Regions from separate parts of the Homo sapiens genome. Here region 1 is linked to region 2. Evidence: read pairs that join two places in POLR2A ChIA-PET (ENCODE). Cell type or tissue: endothelial cell of umbilical vein. All regions are shown on one strand. Links, peaks and the distances in the headings refer to the core of each region. The heading gives the core; the rest is flanking DNA.

Evidence for each region. Peaks named below come from ENCODE experiments on the same cell type or tissue, not always from the same donor. Only the 100,000 strongest peaks of a DNase experiment are listed, where the experiment ranks them.
Region 1: POLR2A ChIA-PET joins it to region 2 with 11 read pairs; 2 of 35 experiments call an interaction of 5 or more read pairs at or near these places.

What each region holds. Positions count from the first base shown.
Region 1 is chr17:60,426,786-60,432,689 of GRCh38, forward strand. CHCT1 (CHD1 helical C-terminal domain containing 1) reads left to right here. Exons shown (of 6, transcript NM_181707.3): 4 at 1-32; 5 at 2,577-2,772; 6 at 4,396-4,641. The coding sequence ends at 4,481. Among named protein-coding and RNA genes, the nearest start is that of CHCT1, 7.2 kb to the left of the region's middle. In endothelial cell of umbilical vein, for the core only: no CTCF peak of the experiment used is centred there; no DNase peak of the experiment used is centred there.
Region 2 is chr17:60,166,062-60,174,099 of GRCh38, forward strand. It overlaps a transcript of CA4 not described here and the pseudogene FAM106DP. Among named protein-coding and RNA genes, the nearest start is that of CA4, 20 kb to the left of the region's middle. RefSeq lists an enhancer at 151-230. In endothelial cell of umbilical vein, for the core only: no CTCF peak of the experiment used is centred there; DNase peaks (open chromatin) are centred at 4,110 and 5,270; H3K27ac peaks cover 1,655 bases.

The DNA of each region.
Region 1 (5,904 bases), core at 725-3,224, 260 kb after region 2:
ACACCAAGAGCAGCCAGCCGGCCAAGTTCCTGGTGAGGCGCAAGACATTCCGCCCGAGCACAGCTGAGGGTTGGTTGATGTGTCCTTAGACTTGCGGGGAGGCCTGGGATTGACACACCCAGAGCCCCTCTGGTCCTTCCCAGGGCTCACTGCCAGGGCAAGACTCTGCTGCTTGACCTTTACCCCTGCCCTGGGCAGAGTGGGCTGAAGAGGCCGAGGCTCAGCATCAAGTTCTCCATATATATTTGATGCACGGGCAAGCCCGGGAAAGTTCTTGGTTTTGCCCAGAAAAGAATTTAAGGGTGAGCTGGTGGTATTACACAGCAAGTTTATGGAAGCGGCCGTGTAGAGTAGCAGCAGAGGCACTCCTCCTTGTGGAGCAGGGCTACCCTATGGGCAGTGTGCCCAGAGTAGCAGCACAGGGGCAGCTCTGAGCTCATATTTATCCCCGCTTTTAATTACTTGCAAATTATGGGGTGGTTATTTGGAATTTACCAGAAAAAGGGTGGTACTTCTGGGTTGTTGCCATGGGAAGGGGTCGCAACTTCCAAGTATTGCTATGGCAATGGTAAACTGACATAGCATTGGTAGGTGTGTCTTAGGGAGAGGTGCTTTCACCCCTTCCCTGTTTCAGCTAGTCTTTTTTTTTTGATATGGAGTCTCACTCTGTCATCCAAGCTGGAGTGTCGTGGCGCGATCTTGGCTCACTGCAACCTCCGCCTCCTGGGTTCAAGTGATTCTCCTGCCACAGCCTCCCAGGTAGCTGGGATTACAGGTGCACACCACTGTGCCTAATTTTTGTATTTTTAGTAGAAACGAGGTTTCACTATGTTGGCCAGGCTGGTCTCGAACTCCTGACCTCAGGTGATCTGCCCGCCTCAGCTCCCAAAGCATTGGGATTACAGGAGTGAGCCATCGCGCCCAGCCTACCACTCTTCATGTTGTATGGGCTATAGGTTTTGCCAAAGGTATGATGACATGTATCTACCATTACAGTATGATATGGAAGAGTGCCATGGTCCTAAAAACCCCCTGTGCTCCATCTATTTGTCCCTGCCTTCCTGCCCCCACTCCCCTGGCGACCACTGATCTTAGGTTCACTGTCTCTTAGTTTTGCTGTCTCGGAATGTCATATCGTCGGGATCATACAATATGTAGCCTTTTCAGATTCGTATCAGTGAAATTTTCATACTAGGTTTCATTAGAATCCATTGGTTTCAGGGGCTCCATGAGGTCAAAATATTACAGGGACTCCTGGGGGTTTGCAGAGCACACTTTGAGAACCACTGGTCTGGAATAATAATCATAGATAAAGCAGATGTAAAAGCATTCTATGTGCCAGGTACTTTATATTCCTTCAAGTAATATTCAAAAGTAACCCTAAGTGGTAATTAGGTTTATTGTCTGCAGTGTGTAAATGAAGATCCCAAATACAGGGAAGTAAGGTAATTTGTCGCAGTCTTTATAGCAAGTAGGAAGGAAGAGGAAGGGTTCAGCCTCCATCTGGCTGGGATGAGAGCCGTGCTCTAACTGCGCCCTCCTGCACTCTCGCCGTGCAGCCCTAACCAAGTCCTCTCCCTCTCTGCATCTGTTTCTTCCTCTGAACATGTAACGATTGGAGAACTTCAATGATTTCTCTTCTGAATAAGAGGAGCTGCCACTTTACTGATTTCTAGATTTCTGGATTTCATTGGCCTGAATTTTTTTTTTTTTTTTTTCGAGACAGAGTTTTGCTCTTGTCCCCCAGGCTGGAGTGCAATGGTGAGATCTTGGCTCACCACAACCTCCACCTCCAGGTTCAAGCGATTCTCTTGCCTCAGCCTCCTGAGTAGCTGGGATTACAGGCATGCACCACCATGCCCAGCTAACTTTTGTATTTTTAATAGAGACGGGGTTTCACCTTGTTGGCCAGGCTGGTCTTGAACTCCTGACCTCAAGTGATCTGCCCTCCTCGACCTTCCAAAGTGCTAGGACTACAGGCATGAGCCACCGCACCAGGCCGAAAAATTTATATATATATAGTCTTTGAATTTTAATTTCAAAATTCAAGCTCTCAATTTATTTCATTTCTAAAATTTTTATTTTTTTTTTAACAGACTCAAAGCTTACAAAGGCTCCCATTTTTTTTTTTTTTTAAGACAGAGTTTCGCTCTGTTGCCCAGGCTGGAGTGCAGTGGCGTGATCTCGGCTCACTGCAACCTCCGCCTTCAGGGTTCTAGGGATTCTCCTGCCTCAGCTAAACGAGTAAGGCTCCCAATTTAATTTTTGCTAAGTTAGATCTTTAAAACACATATCATTTCATTGCAAAAAAACAATAAGACACTGCAGTTCCAAAAAGAGATGGAAGACATGATCTCAAAATAAAGGACAACGCAGGAGGACACCATTGGCAGCTTGCCTCCATGTCCCCACAGTCTTTTCTCTCCCACATCTGTGATTCCTACCCCATCCTTTTGGTTAGGCAAGTGTGACCGGCAGGCAGACCTTAGCATTTCTCAACAAATGCGGTGCTGGGACTCTAAAGTTCAGGTCCCCCTCTTCTCAACACTCTCCTTAACACGGAGGCTCCATGGCAGGTGACATTCTGCGCCTCGGATGCGCCGGAGAGGTCCTTGCTGGCCGACCGGGAAGACAGTCTGCCCAAGCTCTGCCATGCATGGGGGCTGCACAGCAACATCAGCGGCATGAAGGAGCGGCTGTCCAACATGCAGACCCCAGGTCAAGGGAGCCCCCTGCCTGGGCAGCCAAGATCCCAGGACCATGTCAAGAAAGGTAATGACCATTTGGTGTTGGGGTGATGCCTGGACCCAGGAGTTTGTGAGTGGTGTCTGGGTGTTTCCCAAGAGTAGACTCAAGCAGCCGGGAGCCTCTGCCCCCAGCCTGACAAGCTCCTCTTCCCTCCTTTCCATCTTCTCTTCATCCCGCATTTTCCTTTCTGTTTTTTCTTCTCTTTCTCCACTTTCTCTTCTCTTTTTAGTCCCCCTCTTCCCCAGGCTTGCTCATTATAGAAAGGTTTTTGTTTTTATTATTTATTTATTTTATTTTATTTATTTTTTCCAGACGGAGTCTCGCTCTGTCACCCAGGCTGGAATGCAATGGCGCTATCTCGGCTCACTGCAACCTCTGCCTCCTGGGTTCAAGCGATTCTCCTGCCTCAGCATCCCCAGTAGCTGGGATTAGAGATGCCCATCACCATGCCTGGCTAATTTTTGTACTTTTAGTAAAGACAGGGTTTCACGGTGTTGCCCAAGCTGGTCTTGAGCTCCTGAGCTCACACAATCCAGCCGCCTCAGCCTCCCAAAGTGCTGGGATTACAGGTGTGAGCCACGCACCTGGCTTTTTTTTTTTTTTTTTTTTTTTTTTACATTCCTGACCTGTTGAAAAGATGAGGCTATTATTCAGCAGAATGTTCTCCTTCCTGATTTATTCCCTATTGCTTCCTTTTGACATCTTTTAGCTTGTTCCTCTATAAACAGGACTCGAAAGTCTTCATGGGTTCAAATGAAACATGTTTTTGGCTAGAGGCTACATAAGAGATGAGGTTATGCTCTTCCCATTATTACCTGACAAAGCACAGAATATCTCATGGACCCACCGGGAATGGGCTAAGATTAGTCACTGAGTCTGTCCTTGCAATGAAAATAACCTATGTGGTATTTCTTTGGCACTATGTTAATAAAGTAAGTTATTTTATTTTTTATTTTTATTTTTTTGAGACGGAGTCTCACTCTGCGGCCCAAGCTGAAGTGCAGTTGTGCGATCTCAGCTCACTGCAACCTCAGCCTCCCCGGTTCAAGTGATTCTCCTGCCTCGGCCTCCTGAGTAGTTCAGATTACAGGCATGTGCCACCACACCTGGCTATTTTTTGTATTTTTAGTAGAGATGGGGTTTCACCATGTTGGCCAGGCTGGTCTCAAACTCCTGACCTCAACTGATTCATCCGCCTCAGCTTCCCGAAGTGCTGGGATTACAGGCGTGAGCCACTGTGCCTGGCCATAAAGTCAGTTCTTAATTAAAACTTGGCAATGGGGTTTGCAAACAGTACTGGGAATTGGGTCATGAGGCCTAGGAGAGGAGTAAGGAAGAATCAGAGGTTGGAGCCAGAGGTCGAGGAAACTCGGGTCTTGCCCTGACTCTTCCCCTAACTTGCTGTAAGACTTTGGGCAGGTCATTGCTTTACCCTGGACCTGGGTGACAGTCCTCATCTGTAAATTGGGGACAATGCCATCTCTCTACTGGGTTTCTGTGAGAAAAAACTAAGTGATATAGGTGGGAAGTAAGATAGGATTTTGCTATTCTTCCTCTCTGCCCCTACAACACCCCCCATGTATTACAGACTGAGATTCTTACTATTTGTGATGTCATTGGGACTGTCTCTGACCTTCTCTTTTTCAGATTCTTTAAGGGAGCTTTCTCAAAAACCAAAACTCAAGAGGAAGAGGATAAAGGAAGCCCCAGAAACTCCAGAGACTGAACCGTAAGAAGACCAACTGGGACAAAGGGCCCGCTTGTCCTGGCTCTCAGAGCACGGGGAATGGAGACCAAAAAGGGAAAAGAATTGTCCTTATCAAAAAGATTCTCAGGTCTTAATTAGGAATAAATGAGGTGGGAAATAAACATTCTTATGACAGTTCTACCTTACTTGACCAACAGTCATCATTCGTACATTTTAAATTTGTTTAAAAGATATTTGCCAGCCACCTTCTAAGTGGCAGGTGCCCCACATATGCACAGATGAATAAGATGTGGTCACTTTGTCAAGGACCATCACAGTCTAGTGGAGCAGACAGACATAGAAAAGACACGACAGCAGGGTAAATACAGGTGACTGGGGCAGGCCTCCGGGGAGTTAACAAAGGAGCTGGGTGTTTGCCAGTGGAGCACACAGGTGGGGAGGGAGGGAGCCTGGGGTCAGAGAATGGCAAGCCTGGCAGCCCGCCTGCATTGTCTGGACTTCATTTTGTGGGTAGCTTGGGATGGGCAGTGGTAAGGGAAGTGTCAAGTAGTGGAATGAATGGGTGTCACTACGGTATTGGGGAGATGCTCTGGTGACTGTGAGCAAAGTGCATGGAAGTGAGCGAGGCTAGAGGCAGGAGACCAAAGAGGAAACAACACCGATGGTCTTAGCTAACATGGTGGCTCGAGCCATCAGTCACAAATCCACAGCCTGCACACTAAAGTAAGGCTACTGATGTGTTTTGTTTGTCCTGGGTCATGTTCTACTTGTTGTTTAAAACACTTTAAGTCCGGGCATGGTGCCTCATGCCTGTAATCCCAGCACTCTGGGAGGCTGAGGTGGAGGTTTGTTTGAGCTCAGGAGTTCCAGACTAGCCAGGGCGATATGGGAAAACCCCATCTCTACAAAAAAATTAGCTGTTCATAGTGACGCACACCTGTAGTCCCAGCTATTTGGGAGGCTAAGGTGGGAGAATCGCTTGAGCCCATGTGTCAGTCTTTTCTCGCACTGCTAATAAAGACATACCTGAGACTGGGTAATTTATAAAGGAAAGAGGTTTAATTGACTCAGTTCCACGTGGCTGGGGAGGCCTCACAGTCATGGCAGAAGGCAAATGAGGAGCAAAGTCACATCTTACATGGCAGCAGGCAAGAGAGTGTGTACAGGAGAACTCCCCTTTATAAAACCATGAGATCTCATGAGACTTATGAGAACAGCATGGAAAAAAACCCACCCTCATGATTCAGTTACCTCCCACTTGGTCCCTCCCACAACATGTGGGTATTATTACAATTAGAGGTGAGATTTGGGTGGGGACACAGAGCCAAACCATACCATACCGCCCCGGCCCTTCCCAAATCTCATATCCTCACATTTTAAAACCAATCATGCGTTCACAACAGTTCCCCAAAGTTTTAATTCATTTCAGCATTAACCCAAAAGTTCAA
Region 2 (8,038 bases), core at 3,104-5,603:
CCGGTCACCTCCCTCCCTAATGGGGCACACCTTCTAGTAACTGATAACAGACTGATCAAGGGGTTTTCCCTCCTGTGTGATTCTGGTGTTGGGCTTCCTGTGGGCAGGGCAGCTGGGAGGGCATTGGAGGCCCATCTGCCTGTAGATTTCCTCCTCGCTGACTCAGCCTCCCAAGTAGCTGGGATTACAGGCACCTGCCACCATGCCGGGCTAACTTTCTGTATTTTTAGTAGACACGGGGTTTCGCCATTTAGCCAGGCTGGTCTTAAACTCCTGAGCTCAGGCAATCCTCTCTCCTCTGTCTCCTAAAGTGCTAGGATTACAGCCATGAACCACCATGCCCGTCTTGAATTTTTGACTGTGTGTCTTTAGGATAGATTTCTATAAGTGAAGTTTCTGGTTCAAAGGGTAAATGCCTATGTAAAATTGCTAGATATTGACACATTCCTCAAGAAACTAATTTCTATTGCATCTGGCAAAATTATTTGCTGTGCTTTATATAGCACTTAATCCTTAGAATAACAGTCAGAGATGAGTATGTCTATTTTCTTCATTTTCAGATGAGGAAACGAAATACACAGGACATAAGGCTAACAAATAGAGCTGAGATTTGGCCAGGTGCGGTGGCTCATGCCTGTAATCCCAGCACTTTGGGAGGCCAAGGGGGGGGCGGATCACCTGAGGTCAGGAGTTCGAGACCAGCCTGGCCACATGGCGAAACCCTGTCTCTACTAAAAATACAAAGATTAGCTGGGCATGGTGGCATGTGCCTGTAATCCCAGCTACTCTGGAGGCTGAGGCAGGAGAATTGCTTAAACCTGGGAGGTGGAGGTTGCAGTGAACTGAGATGGTGCCAACGTACTCCAGCCTGGGTGACAAAGCAGGACTCCATCTCAAAAAACAAAAAGAAAACCCCCCAAAAAACAAATAGAGCTGAGATTTGAACCCAGAAATTCTGATACTTGAGTCCGCACACTTACAATTGCTACATTGTACTGCTTTTCTGAAGAAAATTGAGAGGTAAAGGAACTTGTCCCTTGCCAGCGAATGAATGACAAAATGGGGAATTGAACCCAGATCTGCAAACCCAGCAGTCCTTGCTGCTTCCCTTATACTGAGTGCTGCTGGCCTCCAAGTGTTTCTTGTTCTGTGTTTCTACATGGACGCTTACAGGGAAGCATGGGTGCAGAAATCGCCAGGCCAGTCAAGGACGCTGGGATGTGTGCTGACCCTAGCCCTGGAGCGCTCTCCCCCACCACTCCCCGCAGTCTTGCTTCCTCTTGTGAAGTCTACGTGCTAGCCAAGACCCAGCCTGTGAGGCCTGACCTGATCTCTGCTCCTTGTCTGCTCCCCCAGCAAGAGTCCCTGAGGAAAAGAATGGGGAATCACGTCTTAGTCATCAGAGCATCGAAGTGCCCAGGCCAAGGCTGGCCACAGAGAGGGAGGGCAGGTGGCAAATGTTTGCAGCACGAGTGAATAAAAGGAAAAATGATAGCAAAGAATGGAACTACCAGGCACCATTCCAGGGCTGGGACTAAATATTTACCTTGCCCATTGGGCAAAGATAAGCCTGGTTTTCCAGGCTCTATTTATGCCAGCTTTCCTTCAGGGGCTGACACAGTCAACCTGGTATCATTACAGCTTGAACAGCGGTTTCCACATGTGGGATCTGGGTGTACAAGGTGCTTGATTCTCAGATTCTGCTATTCCCTAGCTCCATGTGTCTTCCCAGTCCTTGAGCCCTAGGTGGCTTTGCACCTCCATTCTGCTGCCTGGTCTGTCCCCAGTCTCCATGAGGCTATTGAATCGGGGTTCATTCTACTCTAGATGAAGCTGTGTATCCTCGTTTAGCCCCTGAGGTCAAGCCACATCAGGAGCTGCTTACAACATGACAGGACAGACTTGCCTGGGTCTACTGCCTCAGTGGCCTCCTGCGAGACACCTCTCTTAAGGGAATAGGGTTGGGTATGACAAGCTGGGTCCAAGTGAAGCTTCAGAGATGTAGAGATGTAGAGATGTAGAGATGTAGGGGAGGAGGGACTCTGAGTTCAGTGTGGCAACCACTCAGCCTCTGGGACTCACACCAGGGGCATAAGGAGAATGGAAGCCGCATGTGGAAAAGGGAAGGGTAATTTCTTTTTATTTTTTGGGGGGGCGTGGGGAAGGGTGATTTCTTTTTTTCGGGGGGGAGGAGGAGGTGGGGAAGGGTGATTTCTTTTTTTGGTGGGAGGAAGTGGGGAAGGGTGATTTCTTTTTATTTTTTGGGGGGGAGGTGAAGAAGGGTGATTTCTTTTTTTGGGGGGGGCAGGTGGGGAAGGGTGATTTCTTTTTTTGGGGGGGGCAGGTGGGGAAGGGTGATTTCTTTTTTTGTGGGGGGCAGGTGGGGAAGGGTGATTTCTTTTTTTGGGGGGGCAGGTGGGGAAGGGTGATTTCTTTTTTTGGGGGGGCAGGTGGGGAAGGGTGATTTTTTTGGGAGGGGGTGGGGAAGGGTGATTTCTTTTTTTTTTTTCGGTGGGGAGGTGGGGAAGGTGATTTTGTGGAAATACGAACAGCTCTGCTTTGGGAAAGCCTTCGTGGAGTGTGAAGGGAGCAGTGAGCAACTCTGGCCCCTGGTGTCCTGCCTGGGAGGCAATGCCTAGAGGCAGTGGTCACGTTGGGTGAGGGGTGCCCAGAAGATCGGGTGGTCCCTCTCAGAGGACACCACGTGGCAGCTGAAAGGACTAGTTGAAGAGCACACTTGAGATACCCTCTGGAGGCTGCCATCAGTACTTTGAGGGAGAGTGGGTCTTTGCAGGGGGATAAAGGAGAACCAATGAAACCTGAGTCATTACAGCGAGTGACCTTTCACTGAGCCTGAGGCTGCTATAACCAGGAAAACACAGCCAGTGTGGAAGCAGATTCACAACCAGGCACGGTGACTCGCGCCTGTAATCCCAGCAGTTTGGGAGGCCAAGGTGGGCAGATCACCTGAAGTCAGGAGTTTGGGGCCAGCCTGGCCAACATGGTGAAACCCCATCTCTACTAAAAATATAAAAATTAGCCGGGCATGGTGGTGCATGCCTGTAATTCCAGCTACTTGGGAGGCTGAGGCAGGAGAATCTCTTGAGCCTGGGAGGCGGAGGTTGCAGTGAGTTGAGATCATGCCACTGCACTCCAGCCTGGGCAACAGAGAGAGACTCCCTCTGTCTCAAAAAAAAAAAAAGCAGCAGCAGCAGCAGCAGCAGCAACAGCAGATTCGCAGATTCATGGAGATACTACTGCTTGGAATTTGGTGATGCTTCAGGGAGTGGGGCCGGAGCTGGCCTATGCTCCAGACAGGCATAAACTATCAACGTAAACACAATTACACCTAAGCCTCTGCAGGCATGGTGCTGATGCTGCCCCCTCCCAAGGGGGTACCATCTGGGTGGGTACAGGCCCTGGAGGCTGACTTTTTTATTTTTTTTAAGATGGAGTCTTGCTCTGTCACCAGGCTGGAGTGCAGTGGCTCAATCTCGGCTCACTGCAACCTCTGCCTCCTGGGTTCAAGTAATTCTCCTGCCTCAGCCTCCCAAGTATCTGGGACTACGGGCATGCGCCACCATGCTCAGCTGATTTTTTTGTATTTTTAGTAGAGATGGGGTTTCACCATGTTAGCCAGGATGGTCTCAATCTCCTGACCTCGTGATCCACCTGCCTCAGCCTCCCACAGTGCTGGGATTACAGGCGTGAGCCACTGCCCCCGGCCAATGCTGACAATTTTCAAGTCAGCTATGGAGTTTGAATTTTCCTCCAAATTTACACTGGCTATTTCCCCAGTTCAAATTAGGCCTGACTGGTTTCTCTTTCTCTTTCTTTTTTTCTGAATACATATCAGTTTTGGATTGAGGCCTAACATTTCCACTACCATCCAGAGGAGAGATGAGAAAACCAGAGTTGGGCTCTTAATCCCAGGGGAAAAAACAATGGGCTGCTCTGGAACGCTGCAGAGTCAGGGTTGAATGAATGCAGGAGCGGGGCAGGCAGCTAGGGAGTGTGTCGGCCACGTGATGAGCCTGCCATGGTGTCCAGATGGACATGTGGTATTTGGTTTAAAGCCCACGCTACTGGGGCATAAACAGCTGAGGATAAATGATCAGACTCAATTGTTCTCTCCTTTCCCAGGAAAGGCCAGGAAGGAAAAGGCCCCAGTTTAAGGGAGAAGGCATTGTCCTCAGTGGATGAAGCATAGTCAGGTAGCCCGGTCTGGCAGGGGGCCAGTGGGGAGCACGAGATTCTCATGGCTGCTGTGGCTGGTGGCCGCCTTTACAACAATAGCATATTGGACTCCTGTCCTTCCCATCCCACCTCTGAAATGATCACACCCATGTTAAATCTCTGATAAGATACTATCAGATACTCCAAAGTCCAGTTTGGAACTACAGTCTTTGCTTGACTCAATCCAGAATCCTTTCTCTCTCCCTGGTCCTATCTCCCCATCTAATCCCCCTCAATTCTTCTTTCTATCCAGCTGCTAAGGTCCCTGGGCCATCAGAAGCGAATAGAACAAACCTAAGACATCACTCTCCATCAAGAGGCCTGCATGACTCTTTATTTACATCATCTTCCAGGAAGAGGAGGAGGAGCTGCTTTGGGGACACCCACTTCCTCTCCTTACGTAACAACACACTGCATTTGCACAAGTGTCCTTGGTTGTAAAGGGTTCCACACTCACTTTCTTATTCAGGGCTTATTACAAGCCTCTCAGGTAGCTATGGTCATGGTACCCTGATCCCTTGTCAAAGATGAGCCCACTGAGGCTCAGGGTGACTACCGTTGTGCCAGGAGTTGCTAAGTGGTGGATCACAGACTCCAGTTCAGGGGGAGGTAGGGTGGTAAAGAAGCAGCTGGATGAACCTGGGTTTGAATCCTGCTCAGAAATGTTCCATCTGTGTGACACCACAGGCAAGTGACTTAACCTGATTGAGCCTCAGCTTCCTGATCTAGAAAAAAGGGTGATCATGCATCCCTCATAGAGCTGTGGTGAGCATTTACGAATCACGAGTGAAACATGCATAGCATGGGGTTTGGCAGATAGAAGTCCAGTAAATGTCTAAGCCCATCTCCAGCGTTTCTTCTGGTTCCAAGCTCAGGACTATCCTTTAAGCTAAGTGGTAGATACTCAATGAACGTGTTTTGGATGATTTAGCCCTCTCCTTTCCCCCATCCCTCCCCAAGTGAGAGGATGTTTATTTGCAGCTCTGTGCTGCAGAGAGCTCTGCAAACAAGGATTGGCAGCAGTAACTTTCTCCAGCTGGCACAACAATGAAAGGCCACAGGCCCTGGGGCTGCTCCCTATGGATGTCCAGGGAACAGAGGCCAGGCAGCAGGCTGACTGCTCCGGGCACTCCCTGTGGCTTCTTCACTCTAGCTGGCTACCCAGTATACTGAGTAGCAAAATGGCCTTTGAAAAGGCCCACCCTGTGGCCATGATTTCTAGCAGACCAAATGAGAGTGTTCTCCTGGGAGCACTGTCAACTCCTCTTGCTGGAGACAATTCTCTGGGAGCTCCTCAGACCCTACTGGAGCACTGTGTGCTTGGCTTTCTGAATGCTTAGAGGTGACAGGTGCTTTAGCAGACATCCAATCCACAGCGGTTGCCCAGGCAGCACTACACCCCCCACTGTCACTTCAACCGGAGTAACTCCAACCTCATCTGCTTTAGCTATGGGTCCTTCAGGTAAATGTGGCTGGAATGGCTGGAAGAAAGGGTCGGGTCTCAATGTTGTTTCAAAATAAAAGCTGAAGACAACTGACCTAATGCAACTCGCTCAATATTCACAGGGGGAACCGAGGCGCGGACAAGGCAAGTGACCCCCAAGGTCATACAATTCTGCCAAGTGCTGAGCAAACACTGCGGACTGGACTTCTGGTCTACTGCTTTCCATGGCATCAGCTAAGATGACTGCTCTGAACCTGGGGCTGCGGCAGCCTCTGATGATGGCCGTAGGTATCTCCTACTCCATTCTGGAGGCTCCCTGCTGATCCCTAATGTGGAAGTCCCCCTCTTCCTCCCCAGTTTGTAATCCCAGTGGGCACTGAGGTTTGGCCATCAGCAGCAGAGGATCCTGCTACAGATAACTGAAGGGTGGTACTGAAAAAACCATCAGATCAGCAGAGAAGCCCCGTCCCCTTATCCCCAAGGTCCTTGGACAACTCCTCCAACCAGGCACATTTTTCCTTCCTGGGCTGCACTCAGCTGTGACTGGGCTCCTCTCTCTGGCATGCCTCCTCCCTGTCCAGAGCTCTTCTAGGTTTTCCCCCTTCTGCCTCCTTTTTTCTTCCTCCTCCACTTCCTTCAGTCTTCTTGGGGCATTTCAAGCCTAGCACCCATCTGTGAGTTCCTCTTGGGCTTGTTGGTAAGGTCTAAAGTTTGTTATCAAGAGAAATTCCAGCCAAAGTGGATTGTGAATATGAAAAAGAGAGAAATTACAGCAAACAGAACTTATGTTTATAATAAAATGGTCTAAAATAGATACATATGTGCCGTGTGGTGGCTCACACCTGTATTCCCAGCACTTTGGGAGGCTGAGGCGGGTGGATCACCTGAGGTCAGGAATTCGAGACCAGCCTGGCCAACATGGTGAAAACCCGTCTCTACTGAAAATACAAAAATTAGCCAGGTGTGGTGGCGTGCGGCTGCAATCCCAACTACTTGGCAGGCTGAGGCAGGAGAATCACTTGAATCCGGGAGGTGGAGGTTTCAGTGAGCCGAGATAGTGCCACTTCACTCCAGCCTGGGCGACAAGAGTGAAACTCCGTCTCAAAAAAAAACTAAAATAGGCCGGGCACAGTGGCTCACGCCTGTAATCCCAGCACTTTGGGAGGCCGAGGTGGGTGGATCACCTGAGGCTGGGAGTTCAAGACGAGCCTGACCAACATGGAGAAACCCCATCTCTACTAAAAATACAAAATTAGCTGGGTGTGGTGGCTCATGCCTGTAATCCCAGCTACTCAGGAGGCTGAGGCAGGAGAATTGCTTGAACCTGAGAGGCGGAGGTTGTAGTGAGCTGGGATCGCTCCATTGCACTCCAGCCTGGGCAACAAGAGCGAAACTCCGTCTCAAAAACAAACAAACAAACAAACAAAAAAACTAAAATAAATAAATACATAAATAAAATGGATATGTATTTATACAAACCATAGAAAAATGTTTGGCAACTATCCCAAGATACCTGACAATGTGAAATACTTTTATTACAACTGGCCTGACCTTCAAAGGCCTTCACAGCTCCTGCCTTCCTGTTACAGTCTACTATGTTCCTCATGCACCTTCCACTCAGCACAAACAGGCTGCACTGCCTCTGAAACGCATCACTTGAATCCTGCCTCTGCTCCTTTGTCCATCTGAATCACCCTCTCCACATTTCTGACCCAGTAATCCTAATCTCACTTTATGAGGCAGTTCGCTTCCCTTTTGCATTTCCCTGGGGTACACTGTCAATAGCCTAGTGTCTGATGTCATCAGTCAGCACTTCATCAGAGGCAATTATGTCTACAGAGCTTTTGGCTAATTACTGTCACTCCTTACATGTGTGCATATGCATATCATCTTTCCCTAATGAGACTGGAAATAATGATTCATTCCCTGGAGCAGTGGTTTCCATAAATGACCAACCCACAGACCAGTGCAAACTGGCTGTGAAAGAGCTTCCTCTGAGGAACTTATTAGAATGCAGATTCTTGGACTGCATGGGAGAGGAGGATCTCATAAATCTGGGTGTAATAGGCACAGAACATTAGGTGTAATATGGGCAGGACTCTGGACTCAGCATATCCAACAAGCTGCTGGCTGATTCCGATGATGCCGATGAATTGCCAGGTTGGGAACTGTTGCCCCCAGAGAAACTAGCAGAGAGCTCTGTACGTGGTAGGTGCTCACTCCCCTATTGTTTGGGTGTATGCCTCCTGATAATGAACTTGAACATAACATTATTGTTATATTATGCCTGTATTGTTTCCTTAAGTGAGGGAAGAATGCTTTTGAGTACCTAATAGGTGGCAAGCTCTGTGCCTACTT